2 separate regions of the Homo sapiens genome follow, and region 2 is linked to region 1. Evidence: read pairs that join two places in POLR2A ChIA-PET (ENCODE). Cell type or tissue: MCF 10A. All regions are shown on one strand. Each heading gives the region's core, and the rest is flanking DNA. Links, peaks and the distances in the headings are about the cores only. Region 1 overlaps PHLPP1 (PH domain and leucine rich repeat protein phosphatase 1). Region 2 overlaps PHLPP1 (PH domain and leucine rich repeat protein phosphatase 1).

Evidence for each region. ChIA-PET counts read pairs that join two places held together with the same protein. Peaks named below come from ENCODE experiments on the same cell type or tissue, not always from the same donor. Only the 100,000 strongest peaks of a DNase experiment are listed, where the experiment ranks them.
Region 2: POLR2A ChIA-PET joins it to region 1 with 8 read pairs; 10 of 35 experiments call an interaction of 5 or more read pairs at or near these places.

What each region holds. Positions count from the first base shown.
Region 1 is chr18:62,797,880-62,807,604 of GRCh38, forward strand. The region is part of intron 1 of PHLPP1 (PH domain and leucine rich repeat protein phosphatase 1); the gene reads left to right. Among named protein-coding and RNA genes, the nearest start is that of PHLPP1, 87 kb to the left of the region's middle. In MCF 10A, for the core only: a CTCF peak has its summit at 4,861 (motif pointing left); no DNase peak of the experiment used is centred there.
Region 2 is chr18:62,736,633-62,746,357 of GRCh38, forward strand. The region is part of intron 1 of PHLPP1 (PH domain and leucine rich repeat protein phosphatase 1); the gene reads left to right. Among named protein-coding and RNA genes, the nearest start is that of PHLPP1, 26 kb to the left of the region's middle. RefSeq lists an enhancer at 4,584-4,878. In MCF 10A, for the core only: no CTCF peak of the experiment used is centred there; a DNase peak (open chromatin) is centred at 4,809.

The DNA.
Region 1 (9,725 bases), core at 1,413-9,412:
TGATTTAATGTTCTGTTTTATCCTGACTAATGGAAGGCATATAGGGCCATGTATGTTTAAATATTTCCTGTTACATAGTAACTCTCAGTACATGTCTTGGAAAGGAAAGAATTAAAATCTTAAATAAAATAGTTGATTCCTTTTTCCAAGCTACAGATTTTGTAAACTTGACTTCATTCCCTCCTTATAATAGTGCTTCTCAAACTTGAGCATGCATCAGAATCACCTAGAAGGCTCATAAAAGCCCAGGTGGCTGGTCCCCAACCCCAGAGTTTCTTATTAAATAGTTCGGAGTAAGGCCCACAAATTTGCTTTTCTAACAGGTTCTCAGGTGATCCTGATGCTGCTGGACCCAAAACTAACACCTCACCACGTGCCTCAGAAATTGGTATTATGTTTTATAAATTATTCAGAAAGAAATTAAATTGCTTTGCTTGGGATCCAGGTGTGCATGATTCCACTCATCCTTTTTGTCCTATCTTGCATCTTTCTTAAATTTTTCTTTGAAAATGACCAAAATACACAATCCTTTACTTCTTGGTACTCCCTAGTCTACACTGATATATCTTATGAAGCAAAATTTAAACTCTGAGATAGTTTACGGGAGTTGACTCACAGAAGTGCCCTACTTTTGTTAAAGTAGAACATATTAAATTACTAAGAAAAGAAAGACCCTTTTAAAAGTCTTCAGAAACATTTTAGAGTTATGTTGTTGAAGTATTTGCATTATGAGCGTTTATAGGCCTGCTTTGACAACTCTAGCAAAACTCCTATGCAAAAATGAACCTTTCCCTCTTGTTTTTTATTGCTCATTTGCTTCCTAGAGTTTGCCTCACCTTCTCTTCTTTGAACTCTGTGGCTGAGCTGTCTGGGTGGTCACTGTGTCTGATTGATTCACAGATCAAGGCAACCCCTGTAAGAGCCAGAAAGGTCCCCAGTGAAATCCAGTGGTAATAAAACAGATGTTCCTGGATCTTCTTGTGTGTCCACTAGATACCTGTGAAAAGAATGGGCATGTTTAAAAACAAAACAAAACAAAACAAAACAAAAAACAAAACTCAGAAAATTGGCAAATTTTAGTTTTAGCAATTAGACTTAAGCTCCCTTCCAAAGCTACAATGTTTTAGTACAATTATTAAGTAGCAAAATTGACTTATTTGAATTTCCCATCCTTCCTCTGGCTTTGAAATATTCTCTACTGAATGGAGTTCACAGACAATGAGTGAGATTTTAAGGAAAGAAAGGGAAGCTGCAGTGATCTTGGATAATCACTCATAAAGAGGAAGAAAAGAACCAGAGGAGTGGTAAATAGGCTATTGTATAAAATGGACAATGAAAGGATACTAAAAATAACATTTTGTTTCATGTACTTTATGTCATTTGGTTTATATCAGTGAGCTTTCACTTACTAATGGGGGCCACTGTTGGTAGCAAGACTCTGAGGATGTACAGTCTGTTGGCTGGGACATCTCTTGAGGTGGTTACAAAGGCCACTGAGAGGCTGTGATATTCCCTGTTCAGAAGCATTATCCATTCTTTTTAACCTGTCATCACAAGACAGACATACTATTTAGAAAATTTTGAAGCTAGAAAGGACCGCAGAGTTCATCTCATAGAATCTATGCCTTACATTAGGAAACTGAGCTCAAAGGATGTGTTTAAGGTGCACAGCTAAAGAATGAGAGCATCTGGAATAGAAAGAATGATAGTTGCACAGTGTGCAGGTTCCCCGGATCTTCCTGCTGTATTTTCCCCCTTTCAGGCATCTCTCTCCATTCATCTATCATAAACCATTTATTTATGATACCCTTGTAGAATACAGTGTGTGTTCTACAGCAGAAGTGCAGTTCTTTGACCTTCCCTCACCTGTATTCATATTGAAAATATAGCTGAGGGTTTTTGTTTATTTGCTTGGGCCTTACTGCTTATAAACAGAACATATCTCTTAAATGTTCATTAAAACATTTTTCCTCTTTTTAACAAGTATAATAGTCAAGATCTCAACAGGAAATAGCACACTTAAATCAGGAGAATTTTAGAAGGATGTGGACAGGGTATTGGGGAACTGCAAGGTTTAGTGTAGAAAATGCCTGAAATTATCAACTGCTGGAGATGTTATTAACCCACACCCCAAAGGGATGAGTGGAAGAAGAGATTTATAGAACCTAGCAGGAGATGCTAGACCCTTTAGCTAGAGCTGACTGCACCTTGAGAGAACTTCAGACCAGGGCACGGCCAGCTGGAGGCCACCTAATAGGGAGGGTGTCCGGAGAATAGATACCCTTGACCACACTCTCTTCTCTCCCCACCCCCCACTGGCTGAATCCAGTGGGAGGCAGAGTGCATAGAAGGCCCTTTACACACTTGTCACTTCTGGGGACAGAGAACAGGTGGGGAAGGTTTTGAACAACAGGGATATCCGAATGTTCTTCGTTTGCGTTATAAATTAACGCTTTAGAGTTTGTGTTGCATAAAATGTAATTTATTTGGGTCAACTGTATAGTTTTTGTGGTTTGATTATTTTTAGTAAGTTCAGTCTTCAGTTATGTTTTAAAGCTGGCTCTATAGTTAATATTAGGTATATAGTGGTGATCTCAACTTTTTTTCTGCTTCTAGATTAGTCATGGATAATGCATACAAACTCACCTATAACATCTTTCATTATATGCAGTTAAAATTCTCAAGGGGAAAGTGAGTGAGGGTGGCTGAAGAATGGGCTGTTTGTCTCGGGGGAGCATATGAAAAGAAGAGTCTCTGTTGTAAAAACCCTCTCAGTTTGATATTTACTTTGGTTCATGTTACTTGTTTTGTTGTTTAGCGAGTTTCTGCTTATGATCCTAATAATAACCTATTTAGAGTAGGGCTTTATTTTCTAGAGTGCCTTGAAGCTATTCGATGCTGAGCTGGCTTCTCCGGCTACCTGCATTCTTTGCATGACTTAATAGTGAGCTTTTGTAAACATGAACTCAATCTTTAGGGGTAAGAATCTCTTGTCACTGTTGGTGGAGGAGACATAGAGAGAAGTTCAGCTGAAATCCACTTTTACTTAACCAGAAATTCCCTTTGTTGGTATTTGTGCAAATTAAGTTGAGAGTTGAATTACAGCTAATTCCTTCCTTCCTTGCTTCCTTCCCTCCCTCCCTCCCTCCCTCCCTCCCTCCCTCCCTCCCTCCCTCCCTCCCTCCCTCCTTCCCTTTCTTGCCCTATCTCCCAGGCTGGAGTGCAGTGGCATGATCTTGGCTCACTGCAGCCTCCTTCTCCTGGGCCCCAGTGATTCTCCTGCCTCAGCCTCCCAAGTAGCAGGGATTAGAGGTGCCCACACCCTGCTAGTTTTTGTATTTTTAGTAGAGACGGGGTTTCACCATGTTGGCCAGGCTGGTCTCAAACTCCTGGCCTCAAGTAATCCGCTTGCCTTGGCCTCCCAAAGTGCTGGGATTACAGATGTGAGCCACCACTCCTGGCTGCTAATTTCTAATTAATTGTTCTGAGTAATTAATTTTTAATTGTGAATTTGCTGAGGTGACATGTTTTGCCTGGTAGGTTTGATGCTAAAGAGATGCATCAAGCAGAAATTGTTAGTTAGTATATGGAGCCTCCCTCTGTCCGTCCGTCGCCCAGGCTGGAGTGCAATGGCGTGATCTTGGCTTACTGCAACCTCTGCCTCCCGGATTCAAGTGATTCTCCTGCCTCAGCCTCTTGAGTAGCTGAGACTACAGGCATGCACCACCATGCCCGGCTAATTTTTGTATTTTTACTAGAGATGGGTTTCCCCATGTTGGCCAGACTGGTCTCAAACTCCTGACGTCAAGTGGTCCGCCTGCCTCTGCCTCCCAAAGTGCTGGGATTATAGGCGTGAACCACTGTGCCTGGCCTCTGTTTGTTTTTATGTCCATGGTTTCTCATATTTCTTTCCAAGTCATAGGCATTTACCTTCTGTCTCTTCAGCATTTTAACACATTTTCTTACCTATGTCTTGTTTTTCTCATATTTCATATTTAACTTTTATGTCATTCACATTTGCATACACAGAGCATCACTCCTAGTCTCTAGGAACACATTGGCTTTGTGTTGTTTTGACTTATGTCTAGTACCATTAATATTTTTACTTTTTCTATTTTTTTTAACCGTTTTTTCCTTGTTGCCTTTCTTTTCTCTCACTCCCCTGACTACTTTCTTGGCCAGAATGTGTGTATGTGAGCACCCAGAGGCAAAGAAGGGCTAGAAGAATGAGCAGAGGGGGTTATGAGGATACGAGCTACCCCTTTTTCCAGTTGTTGATGGAAGAGAGGCCAAAGAAAAGAAGAAAGGTTGGCTCACCAGTGGGTCAGAGGAAGGACTGAGTGGCCCAAAGAAAGGGAGGAGCATGGAGTCTGCAGGAACTGCAGAGCTGAGCCTGAACAGCAAGAAAACAGTGGAGCAACCCAGGAAGGAAGTGATAAGGTTCCCAAGTCTTTTTGGAGGGGTACATGTGGGGAAGAGGGCAGATTCGATTCCAGGGAAGGAAAAGAGCAAAGTGGAGCCTGAGCATGTGGGGATTAACACACCCTCCCAAGCAGAATAATTTTGATGATTGAAACTGTTCTAAGCATCACAGTTACAGTATTTATGGCTCCAGAACATCATAGTGCTAACTAAAGTAGGGATAGCAGGACATGGACTTCAAAATGCAGCTGGATCAAAGTAACTTTATTTCTGATTTCCTAATTTGGGCTAAGTATCATAGGTACTTAACAAGCACTTAATAAATATTGATTGAATTGAAAGTAATATGTTTCTTCTGTAAAACACATATGTACATGTTTTCATCCATTTTTCTACTGTGTGAAAACACCGAGAATGTATAAATGGATGAGTTACTGCCCTCTGTTGGAGCGTGGAACTTACTTGGGCAAATGACAACTTGTGAAGTTGTCTTGAGGAGTATTAACAAGGTAGAAACGTACTAATTATGCCTTTTGTAGGGGAGAAGTCCAGTCCTGTAGATTCCAAATAAAAAATTAGATTGGAGTTCAGAGAAGTTGTTTCAGGCAGGGCAAGTTGGTAAGGAACGGCATGTTGGAACCAGGGAGAAGCTCAGTGAGGGTTGAATAAAGGTAAGTGGCAGAAGATAAATTTTGAGAGTAGGGTGGAGAATGGAGAAAGCATACTGCCTAATGCTTTAATCATTTTATGTTTTAATTTTATGCCTTAAAAGTCTTAAATATAAAATCAGATTTAGAAATAATCTCAAATGTTTTGTTCTGGAAGACTATGCTCTCTGGATATGTTAAGGGTTCATATTGGTGTTAACAGTTTGTATGCTAGAAATTTTAATTTAAACATTTGTCTGTTTATCATTAGTTTTTCTAAATCACATAGTTTTTAAGAAAAATCAGATCTTTTATTAGAATATAACATACATTCAGAAAGGTATGCAAGTCTTCATCACCAAGTGGTTACTACTGAGCTCAAAATACTGTCAGCATCCCAAGTCCCCCGCTTTTCCCCCTCCTAGTTATTACCTACCCACTCCAAAATAACTGCTGTCCTAATTTCTAACACTCTAGCTTAGTTCTGCTCATTTTGAGCTTTATATAAATAGTAGCTTATCATATGTACTCTTTTGTGTTTAACTTAAGATTGTGAGATTCAGCCATCATTTTGCATGTAGGAGGTCATTGCTATGTAGTTTTACATTGTATAATTATACCACAGTTAATACTACTACTGTTTTTGGACAGCTGTGTTTCCAGGTTTTCTTTTTCCTACCTAATTACAAATAATGCCGCCATGAACATTCTTGTGCATCTTCTAGTGCAATTTACATGTATTTTTTTGCTTTGGTAAATCTGTAGGAATGGAGTGGATAAGTTATAGGGTATTTATGTTTTAACTTTAGTAGATTCTGCAAACAATTGTAAAGAGATTATACCAGTTTATATTTCCACAGCAATATATGAGAGTTCTTATTGCTTCACATCCTTGTCAACGTTTGCTATTGTTGGTCTTAAGCTCAACCGTTGTGGTTGGTGTATAGTTTGGGCTCATTGTGATTTTAATTCGCATTTCCCTGAAACTAAGATTTTTATTGGTTCTATAGATATTGGGGGTGGGTGGGTGTGTGTATTAGTCCGTTTTCACACTGCTATAAAGAACTGCCTGAGACTGGGAAATATATAAAGGGAAAGATGTGTAATTGACTCACAGTTCCAAATGGCTGGAAGGACCTCAGGAAACTTAACAGTTAATGGCGGAAGTTGAAGGAGAGGCAAGTACCTTCTTCACCAGGGGGCAGGAAAGAGAGAGAAGTGAACAGGGAAGAGCCCCTTATGAAACCATCAGATCTCATGAGAACTCACTCACCATCATGAGAACAGCATGGGAGAAACTGCCCCCATGATCCAATCACTTCCCATCAGGTCCCTCCCCTGACACGTAAGGGTTACGATTTATGATGAGATTTGGGTGGGGAAACAGAGTCAAACCATATCGGGGGTGTATGTGTAGGGGGAAGGTGTCTAGTTTTTTTATTCATTTTTTATTGGGTTGCCCTTTTTCAAAAACTAATTTGGGCCTGGCACAGTGGGTCACACCTGTAATCCCAGCACCTTGGGCTGGGAGGCCAAGGTGGGAGGATCACTTGAACCTAGGAGTTAAAGGTTGCAGTGAGCTATGATCATGCCACTGCACTTCAGCCTAGGCAACAGAGTGAGAAAAAGAAAATAAAAGAAAAAGTAATTGTTAGAGGCTTTTTAAATGTATTCTGGATATGAACGCTTTGCTAGTTATATATGTTACAGTTATCTTTTTTTTCTAGTCTGTGGCTTGCCTGCCCCCATCCCCCCATCCCCCTCTTTTTTTTAAGAACACGGTCTCGCTCTGTGGCCCAGGCTGGTATAATATACAGTGTGTGTGTGTATATATGTAAACACACATATACATACACACAGTATAATATACACTGTATATATTATACATATACAGTATAATATACACTATATATTATACATATACAGTATAATATACACTGCATATATTATACATATACAGTATAATATACACTGCATAGGTTATACATATACAGTATAATATACACTGCATAGGTTATACATATACAGTATAATATACACTGCATAGGTTATACATATACAGTATAATATACACTGCATAGGTTATACATATACAGTATAATATACACTGCATAGGTTATACATATACAGTATAATATGCACTGCATAGGTTATACATATACAGTATAATATGCACTGCATAGGTTATACATATACAGTATAATATACACTGCATAGGTTATACATATACAGTATAATATACACTGCATAGGTTATACATATACAGTATAATATACACTGCATAGGTTATACATATACAGTGTAATATACACTGCATAGGTTATACATATACAGTATAATATACACTGCATAGGTTATACATATACAGTGTAATATACACTGCATAGGTTATACATATACAGTATAATATACACTGCATAGGTTATACATATACAGTATAATATACACTGTATATATTATACAGTGGTATAATCATAGAGGTCACTGCAACCTTGAACTCCTGGGCTCAAGAGATCTTCCCACCTCAGCTTCCTGAGTAACTAGGACTACAAGCATGCGCCCCACACCTGGCTAACTTTTTAATTTTTTTTGTAGAGACTGAGAGTCTTGCCATGTTGCTCAGGCTGGTCCCACACTCCTGGGCCTAAGTGATCCTCCTATCTCAGACTCTCAAAGTGTTGGGATTATAGGTATAAGCCACCATGCCCGACCTTTTTCCACTGTCTTAATGGTGTCTTTCGATGGCATACACTTTTAGTTTTAATGTATTCTGTGTCTGTCTTTTAATAATGATTGGTTTTTGTGGGTGTCTACTTAAGAAACCTTGCCTATGTTAAGGTCATGAAGATATTCTCCTGTGTTAATATCTAGGTATGGTGTGTGGCAGAGGTCAAGATTCTTTTTCACCCCCATGCATATAGATTGCCAGTGTTGCTTTTTTTTTTAATGTTTGAAATAATAGAATATAAAATATTTCAAAATATTTTTATCTAATTCATTCTCTTCTGCATATAATTTTAAATGACTTTAAAAGTTCTCTTTTAATAGAAGTAATGGTTGTTCTGTTTCTTTTGTAGTATTCTAAATGCAAACAAAGTGCCCTCCCGGACTTCTGTTCATCTATTTGTAGGGAAAGTGAAACAAAACAAAAACTCAAACTGAAGAATTTTATATCATATCCTTACCCTGAGAAGTGCTATCTTTATTTGGAACACAGGAAAATCCTCTATCTGTGATGTATGTATAAACACTTAGAAGAAGGGAGAATTGGTAATAAGATTTAAGTAACTCTGTCATAAAAAACAGCAATTTCTATTACTTGACTCCTTTCTGCCATTTTGTTCTTGATTTATTTCTTATGGTAATTCCAAAAAGGATTTACTGATACATTTGGAAGGAAAGGAAACATTCTCTGTTATTTATTTCTAGTGATTTATGCTTGTTCTTTTCTCCTGCTTTCCTGATTTTTCTTCAAAGGCATAAGGCATAAAAATGATCATAGCAGTGGAACTGATGAACAAGTATTCTTTGAGGATGGCTTGTTATTTGGTTAGTTGATTCTTTTTTTGCTGTTCTTGTTGGTCCTAATATTTTTGAGAAAACTCGTTTCTTTTGAGAGATAGATAAAACTGTACTCCCAAGGCAAACCATTTATAGGAAAATAAAAAAGACAGTAAGAATTTTGTGGTATATTGTGTGTACACTCCTTTCTGTAATTGGGCTATCTAAATGTTGTTTGCAATGTTGAAATTAGATCTTCAAGGATTAGCTTGACATCTTTTTTGAAAGACATAATTTTCTATTTATCTACATGGAACTTTGTCTCAGATAGTATGAGATTATATTCTTCAACTCTAAAGCTTTTAAATATAGTTTTGTTTTCCTTTTAAATTTGTTTGGGATTAGATGAGCTCAGGATTGTCTATAGGAGATAAAGAGAGTCAGAACTATTTGAGGAAATTCCAAGAAATGAGGACTTTGAGGTGAATGCATCAGGAATTAGTTTAAATCAGTATGTTATTCAAAATTTGTCAGCTTTTAGTTTAAAAATTTTTTATAAATAAAGTTGCCCTTATTGTCTTTCATAGCGAAATCTGGTTTAGTGTAAGATGAAGGTATTAATTGGATTTTTTTCAAGTCTTTTGGCATTATTATTTCAAGTCTTTTGGGATTATTTCAATCTTTGGGATTATTGCAATATGTGACCACAAGATAATTTTCTTCTTTGTTATACAAAAAAGAAACTCTCACATCTTCTTTGTTACATAGTTATTGAGAGAGTGATGGTGAATTCAGAGTTCTCAATAATAATCGGTCTTAGTTTTTCCAGCAAGTTATATTTTCTATTAATTGTAATTACTCTAAAATTCAAGGACATAAAATTAAGGTACTACTCTAAAATTTTAAGTAAATTTAAATTAATTAAAATACAATCGTATGTATTGAGTATTTGCTCTAAGGCTTATGATTTCTTGGGGAGAAGCATAAAGAAGAAGGTATAATTCTTGTATTCACATAGCTTATAAACCTAAAATAGGACTAAGATGTTTTTACATTCATGTGTTGTTTAACAACAGGGACACATTCTGAGAAATGTGCCATTAGGCAATTTTGTTCTTGTGTGAACGTCATGGAGTGTATTACACAAACCTAGAT
Region 2 (9,725 bases), core at 1,354-9,353, 61 kb before region 1:
AGTGTGTCCTCTGTTCTTGGTATTTACAATTTAACATTGAAGGACTGGTTTTGCTGAGGCATGAGTTTGAAATGGTAATACATGTTAAGCTGACTGCAGCCATCTGTTTAGTTGGTAAATGGGCCTGGCTCACCACCCAGCTTCCAAATTTCAGTGGAGGTTTGTCACTTTCTACTGGTTACCATATGTGTGGTAACTCTCAGGAAGTGATATAGACATTATTTATTTACTTGGTTTTCTTCTAGGAGCCATTTATTTTTTTCCGTATACAAAATAAATGCTAGCACTAGCTATGGCTATCAGACAGAAGTGAGGAGGTATAAAAAGAATATGTATTACATTTATGAAGCTCTTAGGATGTATGTCTTTTGAATGTTGAGTTTTTCCTATCTAATGGGAGGTGACGTTTACATAAATAATAATAATAAAACTTGAAATGCCTTATTGGAGGCATTTACACAGTGCCAGGGGAATCCAGAAAGGCTGACATACCAGCTCCCTGGAAGTAGAATCCTCTGGAAAGGATTCCTGGGAAAGATTCTCTGAGAAAATGAGAGACTAGCATTGCATGAAAAGGGCATGCCAGGTACTGCAGCATGAATGACAGGGCTCGATGTGGGTGGGGAATGGTGAGTAGTTTGGAGTGGTGAAATTTTAGGTGATGAGATGAAAAGTGGTAGGAGATGAGACTAAAAGAGAGGTTGAGGCCATGTGGTGAAAGGCCTCACATGCTAAGGACTTGACTCGATAAGCAAGTCAAGTGGAGAATGACATGATTAGATTTGTAGTCTTTGGCATTAACTGGGCAGCCAGCTGGAGGATAGATTGGCGAGGGACTAACTAGAAACTTGAAGACTGCCTTAGTAGGGCCTTTGATAAACATGTTTTGACTTTGTGTGTTAAAACAGCCTGTTAGGAGCTGACGAAGGAATGATATGCTGCCCTTGGCTCAGGGAGTTCAGCCTAGTGGCAGGGAAGGAAAGCATGCAGTGCTGCTTGGAATGTGCTGCTTGTGAGGTTTGTACAAGGTATTTGTCATTCCAAAAAGGGAGGTAATCACCTCTGCTGCAGTTGTGATAGGGTCGGTGGGAGATGCTTTTGAGGATTAGGAAGAGTAGACCAGGAGCTGGAGTGGATGGGATAGGACATTTTTGGCAGGGGACCTAGAAGTTAGATGAAGGTCTACACGAGGTCAGTGCAGATGAAGAACCATGAACATAGGATAATTGTTTACAATGTAGAATTGTTGGGTTTTAATGAATGATTATATGTGGAGGGGGGAAGGGCAGTTCAGGATTTTTTATTCACTCCTGAACTAATTTGAGTACAGCAGTTCCCACTTAATTTGAGAAGGGTATGTTCCAAGACCTCTAGTGGATGCCTGAAGCTGGGGGTAGTACCTATACCTATAGGTAGAACATTAGATATACAGTAGGCCATCTGTATCCATGGGTTCTGCATTAATGGATTCAACCAACCACAGACCGAAAATATTCAGGAAAAAAAAAACAGTAAAAAATAATAGCCTAGGTAACATAGTGAGACCCTTTCTCTACCATTTTTTTTTTCTTAAATTAGCCAGATGTGGTGGCACATGCCTGTAGTCCCAGCTGCCCAGGAGGCTGAAGTGGGAGGATGGCTTGAGCCTGGGAGGCCGAGCCTGCAGTGAGTTGTGATGGTGCCACTGCACTGCAGCCTGGGCGACAAAGTGAGACCTGTCTCAAAAACAACAAAACCCCAAAACAAAGCAACAATGCAACAATAAAAAATAATAAAAAAATGCAGTATAACAACTATTGGATATTTACATAGCGTTTACATTGTGTTAAGTATTATAAGTAATCTAGAGATAATTTAAAGTATGTGGGAGGATATGCATAAGTTATATACAAATATTTATATAAGGGACTTGAGTGTCCATTGATTTTGGTATCTTTTGGGGTGGGTGGTGGTCCTGGAACCAGTACCACTTGGATAGCAAGGGATGACTCTACTATGTTTTTTCCTATACATATATTCCTATGATAAAGTTTAATTTCTAAATTAGGTACAGTAAGAGATTAACAACAATAAATACTAATACAATGGAACAGTTAATAACAATACTGTAATAAAAGTTATGTGAATATGGTCTGTCAATCTTACTGTATTGTACTCATCTATTTTTGGACTGTGGTTGGCTGTGGGTAACTGAAACTGTGGAAAGTAAAATTGCAGATAAGTGCAGACTACTGTATGTCCTGCATGTTGGTAACTAGGGATATGGTGTGAACTAGACCAACAACATTTTATATGTCTGGATGACTTGGAGGTTTCTAGTTTAGGGGTGACCATAATCCCATTAACCAACAGGCAGAATATGCGAGCAGGAATTGGTTTTAGGGTAAGGGGAGAGATGATGAGTTAGAATTTGGATGTGTTAAGTTTGAGGTTCCTGAAGAATACTCAAGTATGTCTGAAGAGCTCCAGGATCATCTCTATTTAGGTAGTACTTTTGAAGCCTTTGGATTGAATGAAAATGCTAGACAGATAGTAGTTTTGAAGCCTTTGGATTGAATGAAATTGTTAGAGTGAGGAAAGGCCTTAGGAAGCAACTCCGAAGAATGCCTATATTTAAAAAGTAGTAGCGAGTTATATTGAGTGAAATAATTCAGACATGAAGGAGATACAACTCTATGATTATGTTTATATGAAGGTCAGTTAGCTGGCAAAGCTAATTTTTGGTGACGTATTGTAGTGGTTACCTTTCAGCGGGATATGGATGGGAAGGGACATGAGGAGCCGTCTGGTCTTGATATTGCTCTTTGTATTGATTTGGGTTTTAGTTTTCTGGGTGGGTACATATACAACAGTTCATTGATTGGTACCCTTATGGTTTGTGTGCTTTATTAGATGTAAGTTATATCTCAGTGGAAGAAGAGAAGAGGCCCTGAAGGCAGAAATTTGAACAGTATTTCTATCCTGAAGGGAGAGAGGGAGAAAGAGGCTAAGGATGATGGATGAACAGAGGGGAAAAATTTAAACAAAGGAAAGAAAGAAATAAGCAGGCATGGAGCATCCATGAAGGAGTTAACCCTAGGTGGGAAGAGGGTCGTCTGTTTCCATAAGGCTTTTAGGAAGGATGGATAAAGAGATTCTTGTAAGAGCTCTGGAAGTCTTTGGGTCTCAATTGGCCTCAGTTTTCTTAGTGAATTAGAAGGTAAAGAAGAGTCACATCTCAATATTTATTGTAATATGCTTTTTCTCGAGCTCATCAACCAAGTAATCATAGTGTATACCATCTGTTGTGAATTCATGAGTGATTTCAACTACTGCTGAATTTTTGGAGGATTGATCCTTCCTTGGGCCATCCTAAAGCACCTTACTGCACTGGAAGGGAAACGGGGACAAAGGAGAGGTGGAGGAGCTGATTGCCAAACTTGGTTTTACAGGTTCGGCAATGCTTGCATTGGGTAGGTTTGTTTTGATAGCAAGCACAGCTTGTAGTTCCCTGCTCCTAATCTGTAGGGGTGTGTATGTGTTTGGGCGGGAGGGAGGGTGGGTAGGTCGGGAGGCAGAAAGGCAGGATGTTCAGAAGCCTTCATGAAAGCTGCGGGTAGTAAATAACCAAGCTGGGATTGTGCTTTCTATTATATTCTGTTTCCTTTCTGTTTATAAACTCATTTATGGATATTTCTGAGATAGATTTGATTTTTTTCTTATGACTTCTTTTTTCTTATGACTTACAGGTAAGAGCTGATTCTGAAGAATGTATTTTCCATTCTTAGATTATCATAATAACTCATGGATTAAATCTGTTTATAAAGTGAACATAAAGACATGGTAAATTTTAAGTTCAGGTAGATATGTAGATATAAACCAGATGGTATAGAGGACAATTAATAAATAATAAACACTGTTAAGAAACCATGCTAAACCTATCATGGAAATCTTGTTAATTGTAGTAAGCATTGTATTTTCATTTTGTGCTTAGGACTGGGCTAGATGCCAAGATTTTAAATTATGGTTATTGAAACAAAAACGAGCATTATTTTAGTTTTTCTTAAGAACATAATTATGGCTGGGCATGGTGGCTCATGCCTGTAATCCCAGCACTTTGGGAGACTGAGGCAGGGGATCACCTGAGGTCAGGAGTTCAAGACCAGCCTGGCCAACATGGTGAGACCCCATACGTACTAAAAATACAAAAACTAGCCAGGCGTGGTGGTGCACACCTTTGTAATCCCAGCTACTGTGGAAGCTGAGGCAGGAGAATTGCTTGAACCTGGGAGGCGGAGGTTGCAGTGAGCCGAGATCATGCCACTGCACTCCAGCCTGGGCAACAGAGTCAGACTCTGTCTCAAAAAGAAGAAAAAAAAAAGAATATAATTGCTCAAATATTTACTGATGTCTTCAGATCATCTAGCTATTTTATATTCCCGTAGCAAAGTTGTGTTTTGTAGATTTTTAATAAAGGTAGTTTGAGAACTAGGATAGAAACTCTTGAGAAAGAACCATAATTGCTCACTCTTCATATGATGAATTGCTAAACAGCAGTAAGAGTGGAAAAAAATAATAGACCGTTCTTGATTTTATAGGCCCTGGTGGAATGGCTGTAGAGTTCGGTTGTTTTTTACTTGCTCAGGAACTTTGTATTTATTGGGCTAGCAGTTGTTGGCACAAAGGTTTGTTTGTGTTCAAAAGTCACTGATTAGTGGTAACAGAAACTTTTTTTCATATGGGACACTGTCTTTTTTTCCCTGAGTCTACTTAGTCAATTCAGATGTGGAGTGCTTGCTTCCCAAGGTATAAGGTGCTTTGAAGGCTGGGGGAAAAGATGAGTCACCAGATCCTCTGCCTTTTCAGAAGCTTAAGCCAATTGCACAAGGACGCAGATTATCATAAAACGTAAGACAGTACTATAGGGTTCTTCCTCTCAATTTCTTGCAAATACTTCTTGAACTTTGTGCCTCTTGTGTGCCACTCTTTAACAAGAAGGTCCTTGCCCTTGTGACTTCAAAGTAGGGAGTAAACTTACCAAATACTTTTATAAATAATTGTTTAATTGTAATTGTTATGTGTGCCACGAGGAAGAAATCTAGTATGCAGTGAATTCTTGTTTAAGCTGAGACCTGAGGACTGAATAGTAGCTTGGGTTACAGGGTACGTGAAAGAGCATTGCAAATAGGGAAACAGTGTGTTTGAAAGCCCTGAGGTAGGAAGCCCGGCAAGTTTAAGGACTTAGAGGGAGGACCAGTGTGAATATAGTGTACTGATTGAGAATATCAGGAAATTGTAAGGGGCCATATAATGGGTGTGTGGTCTGGGGCTAACTTCTGCCTGACCGAATGCTTTGGTCATTATAGTTTTTCTCCTCTTAAATTCAATGCAAAATAGGTAGATATATGAATTCTCTGTTAAGTCTAGCTACAAAGGCCTTTGAGGCCAGTGTTTTGGAATTGATTTTAAGATAATGGGAAACCATTCCATTGAGTTATCAAATGTTCTTTAGATTTGTCTTTTTCAAGGACAGGTGCCATGACTATCATTTCCTAACTTTTTATCTTATCAGTAGGAGGGAGAAAAGAGAAAAGGAAGATAAAAGTAACGCGGTCTTTTCTATAATCTGAACACACAAGAACAACCACTTTTTCTGTTCTTCCTATGTACATGACTTTCTTCATCTTTTAGCCACCTACACAGCTGTGTAGTTCCTTATACAGCTATATTGATTGACTCTATGTTATCTGAGGCCCCAAGATGCTCCCAGAATGCAAAGGGGTGTGGTCTGAGAATAAAGGCATAGTCTTTTTACTGGCTTCATGTAATTTTTTTTTTTTGAGATGGAGTCTTGCTCTGTCGCCCAGGCTGGGCGCCTGAGTGGCGCTATCTTGGCTCACTGCAACTTCCGCCTCCCGGGTTCAAGCGATTCTCCTGCCTCAGCCTCCTGAGTAGCTGGGACTGCAGGTGCCCACCGCCATGCCTGGCTAATTTTTGTATTTTCAGTAGAGACGGGGTTTCACCGTGTTGGTCAGGCTGGTCTTGAATTCCTGACCTTGTGATCCACCTGGCTCGGCCTCCCAAAGTGTTGGGATTACAGGTGTGAACCACTGCAGCTGGCCTTTTAAAATTTTTATCGGAAGCTCTATTTTACTCTGTTTCTGCCCCATCCCAGCACACTCATTTTCCTTTTCTTAGAAAAGAAAAATTAGTACCTCTTATTGAATGAGTATATAAAATTCCCTGCTGTATATTCCAGCTTCCCGTAACTCACCCCCAATGATAATAAACTGTGCTGAACATCAAGGATGTTTGATTGAGGACATTAAAAATCACCAATTCAGTGTGTTCTCTTAATACTTTAAAAACCAATTTCCATTTTAATGGAGTTGGAATACAGCATTCTAATTTGTATGTCCTGTTAGGGAGACATTAAATGAAATTATACTTGCTTAGGATTTTTTTTTTACACTTTTTATCCATAAACAAGAGAGGTCCCAGGGTTACTTACAAAGTCAATTATTTTTAAATTAAGGGGCAGGTTAATTAGTTTCTTTATAGTTATTATTGAAGTATTATTTTCTGTTCTTTTTCCCTCTCTTGGTTGTCTTAATCCTGTGCATCATTTCCCTATTTTTGAGTAGATTAAGTGATAGTGAATAGGAAAAACTTAAAAACAGCTTTTTTTTTTTTAGAATTTTTTTTTATTACGGAAAATTTAAACACAATTACAAAAGTAGGCAAAATAATGTAATGAACTCTCACGTAATCATTACCCAGCATCAGCAGTTGCCAACTCATGGCCAGTCTTACTTTATCTCGAATCACCTTCCTCTGCTTAGGTTATTTTGAAACTAATCCTAGATCTCATATCATTTCATCCATAAATACCTCTAAACTTAAGTATCGCCATACAGAAATACTCCTTTGGAAGTACTTCAGTCAAAACGATGACACTGTTATTTTCTTAAAAATTAACACTAATTCCTATTTTTCAGCAATTACCTAGTCAGTGATCAAATTTCCATTAATCTTACATTTTTGGTTTGAATTATGATCCAAATGTGGTCCAAACCTAGTAATTGCATTTTTTATGTCTTTTAAATTTCTTTTAATTTTAGGTTTCCCGCCTCTCCAGCTCTTCTTCCCTCTCCTCTTCCACCCTCCCCCTCTCCCTCTCTTTCCTTGCAATTTACTTGTTGAAAAAACCAGGTTATTTGTCCTGTAGAGTTTCTCACAGGGTGAGTTTTTGTGACTGCATCTCTGTGGTGGTTACATTGAAATTTTGGACATATATGTTGATAGGCTTTTTAATTTTTTTGAGTTTTGCTTAATGTTTACTACTTTGATGTGGAGAGGTAAGTTGGATCTTCTTTTGCTGGATTTAGAGCAGAGGTCCAAAACTGGTGCCGTGGGACACATGTGGCTCACAGGTGTGTTTTGTTTGGTAGGCACAATTGGAAATACTTTAAAGTTAATTGCCATGAGTTAGACATTGTAAAGTTCCCTTAAGAATCAAGATTTCTTCTTTTTTTAAATTCTGTTTTAAAAAATCAGAGTATCTGGGCACCCCAGCTTCTGTGGCAATGCCTCTGGTGAGTGGTGGGGCTCCTTCAGAGGGCGCATGCCCGCACCTGGTGCGAGCACACTCCTCATACAGGCTTCCTGCCTGGTCCCAGAGGCCTGCTGGGTTTGTGAACCCTGACTTAGAGGAACAGAGATTACCTTTATTTGTGTGGTGTCTCTGAAATTCAATGCATTTTTTGCCTCATGTTTTCTCCAAGCTGGTATTTGAGCTGTTTCACTGTCTAAGAATTGATGTTTATTCAGAGAGTGGTCAGAGTGCCAGCTGAAGTTCCTGCTGTGCTTCATACCTCTGTCTTAAGCCTGACTCCATGCATTGCATGAATTTGTTCTCATGTGCCTCTCCCTTGGACTGTGGATATTGGTTTTTTAGTGCCTAACAGAAGGCTTGGTGTATAGTAGGTGCTCAATTCTTATTGAATGAGTAAGGGAGAAAAGGAACCAGTAAATCAACCTGATAATGAAGGCATAGGAAGATAAACAGATCATGTAATGCACATCCATGTTTGAAACTTCAGTGATGTTAGCACCTCTACTTCCTCCACTGGCATGTGTTACTGGAAGTGATTGTAATCATGGTATGTTACTATTATAACACTGTACAATATTATAAATAATTTGTGTAGATATGCACATGTTTAGCTTAGACATTAGTCACATGTAAATCAGGGATAGGCTTCTTAATAATAGATTTTTAAACATTAGCTAGGCTTTCCTTTCTTGGCCTAAGAATTTGGAGTTTGAATTCCTCCATTTGGTTTATGTCCAAAGGAAGGAAGTACAGCATGGATAGAGCCCACAAACTTGAAGATAGTTTAGGAGGTATAGCTGGTGTAATTTTGTAATGTTTTAAAACCTGGCATTTGGATATCATTTAAAAACAATAATAATTTTAATACCATTGCATTTTAGGGTTTAGTAATCTTATTTGTTATACTAATGCATACTTTGAAATTAGAGTTGAGGTTTTAATTTTTTTGGTAGATGTTAAGCCTGCCTGAACCTTTACTTGCTGCTGACAACCTTTGATAAAAAGTGTGGGTGGGGTCAGGTTCTGTACCCTTTGACTCCAGGAGAATATTTAGTTTATCATGATTAAGAGAACAGGAAAAGTAAACACGTTACCAGTTGCATGTTCTAGTATAGGCTAAATTCTTATTCCCTAGTGGTTATTACATGAAAATGTAGTTTGAATGACTCCAAACAATCAATAAACTAACATTGCATTAAGAAATCTAGCTCATTTTATACTGTTAAAAATTGTCAACAAGTGGTACTATTAAAAGTGAGGTGTTTCAATTTTAAGCAGTCCTTCAGTGGCATTTGTGGGTGGTGAGAACTCTCATTGAGAGCATGTGGGTGCCTTCACATAGTGCAGTGGTGAGTGACGGGGATGTGCTATAGTGTTGCAAGAAATTAGAGGTTTTTTGGAGTAATTTTAATAGTACCACCGTTCTGTATTTACCAAATACTTTACATTTTTTAAACCATTTCAGTATTGAAATTATAATCACTAAACCAAATCTTTGAAAAATTCATGATTAAAATTAAAATTCTTAATGTTACTCTTGCCTCTTTTAGTGACTGAATTGAAAAAAGTTACTGGTAGTAAATGTTGGCCAGTGTTCTACATATGAATCTATGATAAGAATTTTTACAATCTGGAGGAAAACTATAAAGATTTGAAATCCAAATACTGTACTAGTATATAGTGAACTGTGTCAGAGACTGGGTCAGAGGTGTTAGATCTGAATTGCTGACCACTGGATTTCTTTCTGGGCTCCCAAGGGGAATACTCAAATGCATGCCTAATATATGTTATATAAGTGGAGGAAGATGGAAGAAAAACTAATTTTTTTTTTTTTGAGACGGAGTTTCACTCTTGTTGCCCAGGCTGGAGTGCAATGGCGTGATCTTGGCTCACCGCAACCTCCCCCTCCCGGGTTCAAGCGATTCTCCTGCCTCTCAGCCTCCTGAGTAGCTGAGACTATAGGCATGAGCCACCATACCCGGCTAATTTTGTATTTTTAGTAGAGACAGGGTTTCTCCATGTTGGTCAGGCTGGTCTCGAACTCTTGACCTCAGGTGATCCACCCTCCTTGGCCTCCCAAAGTGCTGGGATTACAGGCATGAGCCACCACGCCCGGCCAAAACTAATTTTT